Regions from separate parts of the Homo sapiens genome. Here region 2 is linked to region 1. The links are chromatin loops, found by intact Hi-C in ENCODE. Cell type or tissue: PC-3. All regions are shown on one strand.

Evidence for each region. A loop is a pair of places that touch in the nucleus more often than their neighbours do. Peaks named below come from ENCODE experiments on the same cell type or tissue, not always from the same donor. Only the 100,000 strongest peaks of a DNase experiment are listed, where the experiment ranks them.
Region 2: it touches region 1 in a loop (6-fold over the local background); 9 of 110 quality-filtered maps call a loop at or near these places.

The regions. Positions count from the first base shown.
Region 1 is chr6:132,961,239-132,966,238 of GRCh38, reverse strand. No RefSeq gene overlaps it. Among named protein-coding and RNA genes, the nearest start is that of LINC00326, 120 kb to the left of the region's middle. In PC-3, CTCF peaks have their summits at 3,066 (motif pointing left) and 4,423 (motif pointing right); DNase peaks (open chromatin) are centred at 1,878, 3,068 and 4,918; H3K4me3 peaks cover 678 bases; H3K27ac peaks cover 3,081 bases.
Region 2 is chr6:133,168,699-133,173,698 of GRCh38, reverse strand. No RefSeq gene overlaps it. Among named protein-coding and RNA genes, the nearest start is that of EYA4, 70 kb to the left of the region's middle. In PC-3, no CTCF peak of the experiment used is centred here; a DNase peak (open chromatin) is centred at 2,918.

The DNA of each region.
Region 1 (5,000 bases):
GGGTTCATTTAATTAGAATAATCTCTGGGATTGATCTCCCATCATATTCACAAGTTGCCCACATTGAAGGAGAAGACAGTATACAGGAAGTATGCACTGGGGACAGAAATCCTGAAAGGCCACCTTAGAATTCTTCCTACCATTACTGCTGCAATGACATTGGCAACAACTTATCCCAAACCACTATATATAAGAGTTTGAGCAGGTTGAGCACCCCAAATCTGAAAATCCAAAATCTGAAACACTCCAAATCCAAAACTTTTGAGCACCTATAGGTTACTCAAAGGAAATATTCATTGAGGCATTTTAGATTCTGGATTTCTGAACTTGGGATGCTCAACTGATAAGTATAATGCAAATATTCCAAAATCTGAATAAAACTTGAAAGCTGAAACACTTCTGGTGCCAAGCATTTCAGATAAGGGACACTCAACCTGTATATATACTCTGTATGCATATAGAGTGTGTGTGTGTGTGTATATATATATATATATATATGTATATGTATATATATATATATATGTATATGTATATATATATATATGTATATGTATATATATATGCATATACATACAGAGTATATATATATGCATATACATACAGAGTGTATATATATATACTCATATATATACACACATATAGAAGTTTAAATATATGCTTTTACTATATATAAGATTTCATATATATGTATATATGTGTATGCAGAGTATATATATGTGTGTGTGTATATATATTATATATATATTCTGTACAAATACACACTAACACACATACACTTAGGAACTCACTTTTAAAGATGGACTCCCAAAATATATAAAATCATGCACATAAGATCCTCAACCATCACATAGAATATTTATTATGTATTTATTAAGACTATTCCACCTAGTGGCATATGCATTTAATGCTCTCATTCCACAAAATGAAGTGCAGTGTTGAGATAACCATGATGATGCAGACAGAAACCCACATGTGCCTTTCAGGTAATGACTTTCTCTTGCTTGGAAAACTACAAAGTAAATTTGAAACCATGGGCAACACGGTGGCAGTCACATGGATAAGATTAAAAAAAAAAGAAGAGGAAGAACAGAAACATCAGGAGCCTTTAAGCTGTTTTCTAAATTCAGAATCACCAGAATATTTATGTTGGCAGCATCCCTTAACTCTCAGCAGGAGATTTGACAGAATGTACTCTATACATAACCCGCACAAGCCCCAGATCAAGGGGAGAGTATTTGCATAAACAGAATCCTAGAGACCATGTCATCACTATCTTTCTCTTCCTGCTTCTTCCTTCTCTACCCTACAAGCAGGTTGTATTGAGTTTCCTGGGCTACCTTCCATGAACATCAAGGAATGCAACAGAGATGAATGTTACATCGACACCAGCAGTGCCACCACAAGAGAAACTGTTTGTACACTCTTTTCATTTCTCAGTGCAAGCAAGCATCTAAAGACTTTGCACCTGTTCTAGTTAGCTCTGGCAAATGCAGTCTGTATTTATATTAATAGAATGATGTTTTCATAACAAAATGGACATGTAGGGATTGTGGCATTTACTTTGGATGCTCTCATATGTGTGCAGATTGGGAGAGGGATGACTGTTACATAAAGTCCCATGGCAAGGGAAGAAGACCCACACATCCCACACTGAATCATCAGGGGACAGTTTGAGAACCTTTTGTGGAATGACCAGAAACTCAAGTATTAGAAATTAAATTAGATACTTGATAAAGAGGGAAATAAGCTGGATATAAATGGGCTTTTCATGGGTAGTTTGAAACTATGAACTCTTTCGTGTTCCATCTCCTGTTTCTGTAATTTGTGTCTTATCTCTCCAGAGCAGAGCTGAGAACTGGTGAGATCATTTTTGGCTCCATTCCTGAAAGTTTGTTTTGAGTCACCAGTGTAAATATTGCCCACCCAATCCGTACATTTGCACAAATTAACTGAAACCAGCTACCCAATTCCTTGTTCATATTTGGATCTGTTGATTAACCCTGACAGCTGTAACCTCATTAGTCCAAGCTCTGGCCATAGCTGAGCAGCTGTCAAATTAGGAGGAAGTGGACTCACTGAGGTTGCCTCTATGGACCAGGCATGTTAAAATCAATAGGCGCTCTAAAAGGTTTCAGTTATGATTCTAATTCTAATTTATGTTGTGCTGTGGGCTCTTCACCTAGATCTATAATATGGCCCCGAAATTGGTTGTTTTTGAAGAAAGCAGGGGCTCTCTCACAAAGCGGGAACATAGGTTTTACCTGGAAGACACTGGGTCTGCATAGGTTGGAAATGGGTTTTTAGCATGCATTGTAACACAGACATTTTAATATATTTTAAAATATTAGTTTCTAATGTATTTTTTGGCAAGAGTGATTCTGTTAGTTTTGACAAGAGGCCAACAGTGTCCTGATCAGAGGAATAAGAAAGATCCTGCGGCTGGTACTCACTAGAAAATGGAGATAAGTAGGTAGGAAAGAGTTAGAAAACACTCCTATAGGAATGAGGTTTTCCTAACTAGAACACAAAGTTCTTGGGGTGAATTCTGTTCATTTCTATATGAATCTGTAAGGAGGAATTGGGAAGTGAACATTCACAGTATCTACTAATTAAAACCTGGATGTTCAGGGAAGGAGATCATTTTCCATCTGCCAAAGTGTTGAAAAGGACCCTGGGATAGGGTCAAACGCAATGTGTGAATTTTCTTGGCAGCATTTTCATCATGGGGCGATAGCAGGTTGGAGCAGAAGATGGTCTAAGAAAAATCTGGAGACCTCAGTCCTGGTCCCAGTTCTGCCGCAGTCTACTAGTATGGGTGTTGGAGGAATCCTCAATCTCTCTAGATCTCAGCAGACTCATTTATAAAATGAGGACGTTTCTGAGATGATTGCAATGGTCCTGTCCATCTGCAGTGATTAGAGCCTCTCAGAACAAATACATTATTATAAGAATATGCTCCATCATGGCCCAAGGTGGGTCTACATTCTAATTTTCTAGCTTTAGGGAATTCTCTTCCAGTCTTTTGTAGTGCCCTGTAGCCTATTATGCAGGCAGGTACTGTCCTTTGGCACCCCCTGGTGGCATCTGCAGCTGTTAAACCTGCCTTAATCATGGGGGCCTCACCGGTAAGAAGGCTAACTGTGGGGACTGGTAGGAGCCCAGGTGCTGTTTACAAGGGAAAAAAGCAATCCAGAATCTCATTTTTCCATTTTAGCTTTTAACTCATCGCATCTTAGAGGCTTAGATAAGCATGTTGATTTTAAAAAGCAGCTGTATTAATCAGATGCTAATAAAGCATCTAGCTTTCTTTAGGTTGAAGGATTTTGCGAATGACCAGGACTTCTGTTTCTATTATTGTGAGAAAATAGACCAAGAAAAGAGGAAGTATTTAGGTATTTAGTGGAAACCAAATGCTTCCTGTGCACTTGACTAATTTAAAACTCCCAGAAAATATTGGATAATGTGTACCCTGACATTTCCTAGGTATAGATTAAAGCAATAAAAAAATATTAAAAGGTTACTGAGCTTTTTCCTACCCCTTTCCTTCAATTTAAAAATCATTTACAAAGGAAGCTCTGAAAGTCAGAAGTTAGATTTAAAAAAAAAGGGAGAGAGAGAAAGTAGGTTCTTAATGTTATGGAATGACAGGTAAATATATTTTAACTATTGTGAGTCCTTATAATCCCTCAAATCACGATCATCTACAGGTAAGTTATTAATTAGATTATATTTGCCCTAATTGCATCAGTTCTACTGCTTTTGTTTACAATTATCGTCTTGCTGCGACTTTGGAAGTGTATTGAAACTTTGTAAAAAAAAATTGTCTTTGATTTACTGTAAAAGCATCTACAACATTTTTAATTTAAATGATTTCAAATGCCAAAAGTTTTGACTATGCAAAGAAACTAAGTAAATACAGTATAAAGAAAGAGGAAAAAACCCACAAAACTTTAATTATTCTAAATTACGTTAATTTAGTTTGATATGATTATAACAACTATAACTATTTCCAGGTAGGGCTAAAAGAAAAAAAAAAAGTCATAGGAAAGAGAAAAGTGAATATTCCCTAAAGGAGAAAAACATTTCTTTGCCATGTTTACTTGACTCCTTCTGGCAAAAGGCTGTTAACAGTTGTACCACACGGTTCAACCAGAGCTTGTTTCCAGAAAAAAAATATATATAATTGCATCTCAGAGATTTGGTTTGGAAAATCTGCTTTTGTTTCCAATGCCTTGTCTCTTTTCAACCACGTTTATAAGCATTTTCCAAGGTCTTTACGAGCACTTTGCCTGCCTCTCCACGCTCCTAAATATCACCCTCTCCTCCTTATGGCCAGCCACGTTTTCAGCCTTGGCCAAGGAATAAAACATTGGTTCACCTCAAAGGCTGCCATTAAATTTACCTCATTTATTGACCAGCAGGAGGTGCACCACCCTACTGAGGTCAGCCTTAGCTACAATGCTGCAGAGCCTATTGGCACCCCAGACTGCTACCCTGTTAAATGACTGGCGGGCCCCCTGGGCCAGGTAAATCCTACTGTTGACATATTGGTGGCAATGCCCTTGGAACACCTTTGATCCATTAGTATACTCTCTCCATTCAAGGGTGTATTTTACTGTGTGTTGACTAAAAGCAACCAGGTATAGAGGAGTGAAGGAAACAAAGTGAGCTCCTACTGGAAGAATAAGCCATTTATACTTCTCTGCAGTAGATATCAGGTCTACTAGGACATCAAGTTTAAGGCAAATAAAGCCTTGAGAATTCCACTCTTTGGATAGAACCACCATGGGGCCTCTGCTGCCCTTGAGGTGGTCAGTAGTAAACTGCCTACGAACGTGCAAGCTCACTAAAAGCCATGCTTTCACTGCTGAATGGCCCTTTGGCATGGATTTCTTTGCTTTTCCTCATCATCGCTTTGTCATTCTGTAAAAATGTGAGCTCTGTCAGCACAATGACTATTTAAAACAACCTTGAGTACTTGAATACACTGTTACATAGTA
Region 2 (5,000 bases), 210 kb before region 1:
AAAGAAAACAGGGTAAATATATAAAACACTAAGCAATATTTTTAGAGGGTGTATACATATGTGGCAAAATTGTTACGGGATCCTTGGGGTGTCGTTTCACCAGTCAGAAACCTCTGTGGCCAGTGGTGCCTTTGCCTGAGTTTTGCTCAGGCCCTCCGGGCCCACTTGGCCTGGCAGGTTGCACTTGGCTTACACTATTGGCCTGGATCCCAACCCTGCCAAGGGTGAGCAGAGCAGTGAGTGGTGTGTGAGTGAGAAAACGTGGGGTCTGGCCACTGCACACAGCCAGGCACTCTGGCTGTGATGGGGCAGGTGCTGGCTCTCTGTAAGGCTGCAGCTGGACCAGGCATACCACAAGCAGCTTCCATGGCTGGCACTGGGGAATATAGTTGCTTGAAGATGCCAGAAACCTCAGAACCCCAAAGAGGTGTTACAGCCTTGGCTCAGAGAGCTCCTAAGTCTGGGTTCCCTGAACAGTTGCAGCTCTTCTCTCCTTCTTTCTTCTCTTCTTCTTGTCACCTACAATGTGGCAAGCAAGGGGCATGTTTCAGCCCTGTCTGTGTTACAGCTCTTTTAGCACTGTCATTCAGCAGATCCCAAATTCTTATCCTGCATCCAGGAAGAATGAGGTTTGAGAACAAGTGGAGGGTGAGCAAGGCAAAGAGGAGTTTTATTGAGTGACAGAACAGCTCAGTGGAGACCTGCATTGGGTAGCTCCTCTCCACAGGCAGAGTGTCCCTATTAGTGTCAGCTCTCAGTAGAGAGGAGACCTGGGAGTGAGTAGTTCTCTGCAGGTAGGCCATTCTGTTGGGTGTTCAGCTCTCAGTAGAGAGGAGACCCTGGAGTAGGTAGCTCCTCACTGCCAGTGGCAATCCTGATGTCTGCTCAGCTCTCAGCAGAGAGGAGACTCTGGAGTGGGTAACTGCTCTCCATGGCTGGTCATCATCCCATCCTCTCTCCAAGTCTGGCTGAGTCTAGGGTTTTTATGGGCTTCAGACAGGTGGAAATATGTGCTGATTGGTCCATAGGCAGCCATGGGTGGGCCTAGAAAAAGCACCATAAGTTCTCACTCTAGTCTGTGGGGCTGGCAGCCCAGACTCCAGGTTTCAGGCCTTCCCCAACTTGAAGGTGGGGCTTCACTGGGACCCGTCCCTTTCCACCCAGGAGCCTGTCTGCCTCTTGCCAACATCCATGGTACCCAGGCTGTTGGTGTGGAGGAGGGGTGCCTGCAGGTCAGCACTGAGCCACCCTGTGCCCCCATTTGGCTTCCCTCCTGTGCGTGTCAGTGCCCAAAGCACAGAGGGGGCTGAGGCCACAGGGGGCTGGCATGTCAGTGCTGCCCCAGATGTGCACACACCCAGCTGGGTTGTGATAGTGCCCAGGCTTGGCCTCAACTTTGCTCTGAGATCAGAGCAGGTCCCGGGAGAAGGGAGAAGCCAGCCAATGGGAGCAAGCAGTTCTGTGCTGTGGCTGGGCAGCCCCAGCTGCACCCAGGGAGGGCAAGACTCCCACCCTGCCAACTCAGAAGGGGGGCAGGGCTTCCACCTCTGCTTAGCTCTCACCAGCTCCATGTAGTGCTCAGCCCCAGCTGTGCCTCCTCTGTTGCAGCTGGCATCATGGAAGTTGCTGCTCCAGATGGGCCCCTGCTGCTATCAAAACTACAAAGAAATACAAGAGAATGATAATTTTAAAATTCAGAAGAATATCAATGAATCTTTCAGAGACGTGTATAGGACTTCAAAGTATTAGTAATATTCTACTTCATAAGAAGAGTGGCAAATTTTAACAGGCCCATATGCTTTATATATACTTTTTGAGTGTATAAATTTTTGTAATTGATTTTTTTTAAAAAAAATTCTGAATATTTGTTGGGTTTCACAAAGAATAATAATTTTTTTTTCCAAAAGCAATGGTGATTTTGCTGCTAACTTTAGAGGATGTGAGAATAAGGCTATGTAAATACTCTCAAAAACAGTATACCTGACATTGAAAGTGGAGTCAATCTTATTTTATGTATCTTTGTAATTCCAAAAGATTTGTACTCACCATCTTTTGTAAAAGTTTTACTGGGTACAATGTATTTCTCTACTCTTTAAAAAATCCAATGAAACTATAGATTTTATTGTGTATATAGTATAGAGATTTGAAAGAGGCCACTGCAGTATCCCAATGATGAATATTGTTTGGTTATTTATATAGAGTCTCCAATTAGGTATTGTATCCTGCCCCGGGAGACATGCTAGGATTGTCCCACTCATTGGCTAAGCATTGATTTTGTATTTCTACAGGCATTTCTTATACTGAAATTCTATAACATAAAATGTAAACACTGTTTTGTCGTAGTGAAATGTTTCTACCATTGTTACTCTGATATTTGAACGAAAAGATTTTGTTGTGTGTGGTTTTTTTAAAAACAAGAATAATGTCATGAAGTAATTGTTTTTCACTTACACACAATGGAATGTAAGTACAACTTTATGGTTTAATTAAGCAGATAGAAAGCTGATAGTTTTTGTTCAAGCTTAAACAAGGACTCTGCTCAATACATTAAGCTAGTTTTGCTGTTAACATAGGGAAGCAAAGAAGGAGAATGTGCCTGATGCTCAGGATGTCTGATAAACCAAAACACATCTAGCAAAAATTCTCAGTTTAAGGATTTAAAAATTATTAGTTCATATTGAAGTAGGAACAAACTCTTTACACTGACATCCTGTTACTGTCTGGAAAAACAAAATGCCTTGTGATAAGTAATCAGATACATCATTATACACCTGTTAGAACAAAAAGTACTGTATGCTGACTGTCATAAAGAGTAGGAAGTAGGGACTGGATGCTTCAAGAGATTGGGCAATAATAAAAAGGCATCCTTTCAGCTCAGAGGACAGTAGCTGATTTTATTCCAGACAATGCTGGGAGATGCTGGAACTCATTCCTACCTGATGACTAACAAGGGCCTTATACAGGCCATCAGATGGTATCAGTATCAGTTCAGAATCTGATGGAAAGCTGTCCACACAGTCAAAGTTGGTATGAAGTATCATGATACATTGTAAGCAACTTCAGCTCAGAATATTTTTTTCATCTCCAAAACTAGAAATTAAGCCTGATCTTAATTTGTTGTAGTTGAAAGAATAACATATTATAGATTGTGTCTCTTTTTATTTGGGATTGCCAAAGCTACCAAATAAAAATAAAAGAAGCTCAATTAAATTGTAATTTCAGATAAACTGTGAATATGTTTTTATTATACATGTGTCTCATGTAATATTTAAAATACACTTATCCTTAAAAAAATTGTTCATTTTTATTTTAGCTTCCTGTGTTTTAGGTAACAACTCTTTCCCCACATGCTCCCTAGTCAAGTTCCATGGTTTTGGCAATAGTTTTTCTATAGTGATTTTTAAAAAGCAATTCAGGAGTGATGACCCTGAATTCAGCTTGGACCTGAGACTAATTCTGAACATCCGGAAGAGTTAGATGATGTAGGTTTATTTGTTACAGTTCTTGGACTATTCATGCCAAGAGAAAATAAAGTCTCTAGGTTAGCCAAAATGGGTGGTGAATCTTTGGGTCTTTGCCAGGTGGTGCTTCATTGATTCTTCCTGGCTTGATTTGCATAAGAATAAAGGATTCAGTAAGAATGGTGAAATGCAATAGCCTTTTCAAGATACTTAGATTCTGTTTTGCCCAATTTGACTAAAAGCAGCTGGTCTTTCTGAAACAGTCTTTTTTTCCAAAGAAAGCCAATATGAAGAGGAAAATGGCAAGTGTTTAAACTATAGATTGAACAATCATGTCCTGTTAGAATTTTGTGTCACTTCAAATCACTCCTAACAAATAATATAATTTAAGTAAATGTTATTTAAATTGCCCTTATATCTCAAAAAGGCAATAAACAATACTTGCTACAATCAATCTACCTATAAGTATTGACATGTGTGAAAAGTCTCAAAGGAAAAGAAGAAAATGTGTAATACATTGTGCTGGTCCTTTCCATATACATTATATTAACGTTATAATAGAGTTATAACAATTTGGTAGGAGAGGCATGGTAGAGCTATTCAAATGCATTGAAGATAGTCTGAGGCAGTATAATGGAGTGGAAGGAATGTGGACTTTGTAGTTAGACCATTACACTGCACTTATTTTTGAATTCACTTGGGAGACGGCCTCTTCTTTCATATGATTGTATTTTTCTCTTGCCCTCCTAAGCATGCCTTGAAATATCTCTCTCCACTTACTTCCCCCAGTGTGTGGGACAGAACCCAAGCAGCCCATGGTGTTGCCTTCATAGCGTAAGCTCTCTGCCCACTTTGGGCACTCCCAGAAAATTTTTTAACCTCTACTCCAGGGCACATCAACTCTCCAAATGCCTTCTTGGTGGGCATTTGAAGAGTTGGTGTGCCCTGGAGTAGAGTCTAAGAAACTTTGGCCAACAGAACTCATGGTGGCTACCCTGGCAGGTAGAACTTTGCAGGTTGGCATGAAGGTGGGCCTCCTCAGGCATCTTTACTGCAGAAAAGATGATGCTAACTGGAAATAAACTCAGCAAGCCTACATCATTTATTTTATCCCACATCAAGAACAGTGAATGAAATTAAGGACTGTTTGGAGATCAGAGCCCAAGAAAGAATAGAGTCACACCAGCACCAGCAAGAAGAGGTGGGAGTCTGTCAACCTACAAGTGCCTAGACCTTCAAAAAATTATTTTCTGGGTTTAATTCTAGCTAATAGCCATTTTCTAATGACAACAATTTTGCCTACGGCTGGCTCTCCTCAAATTGGTACTTTCTGAAGTCTGATGAGGCTCATAATTAAGGGTAGCTATAGTGGTTAATTGTATGTGTCAACTTGACTGGGTCACAGAGTGCCAATATTAACCATTTTTGCTGGGTGTGTCTCTGAGGGTGTTTCTAGATAAGACTAGCATTTGAATTGGTGGAATCAGTAGATTACCCTCCTCAGTTTGGGTGGGCATTATCCAATCCACTGAGGGCCTG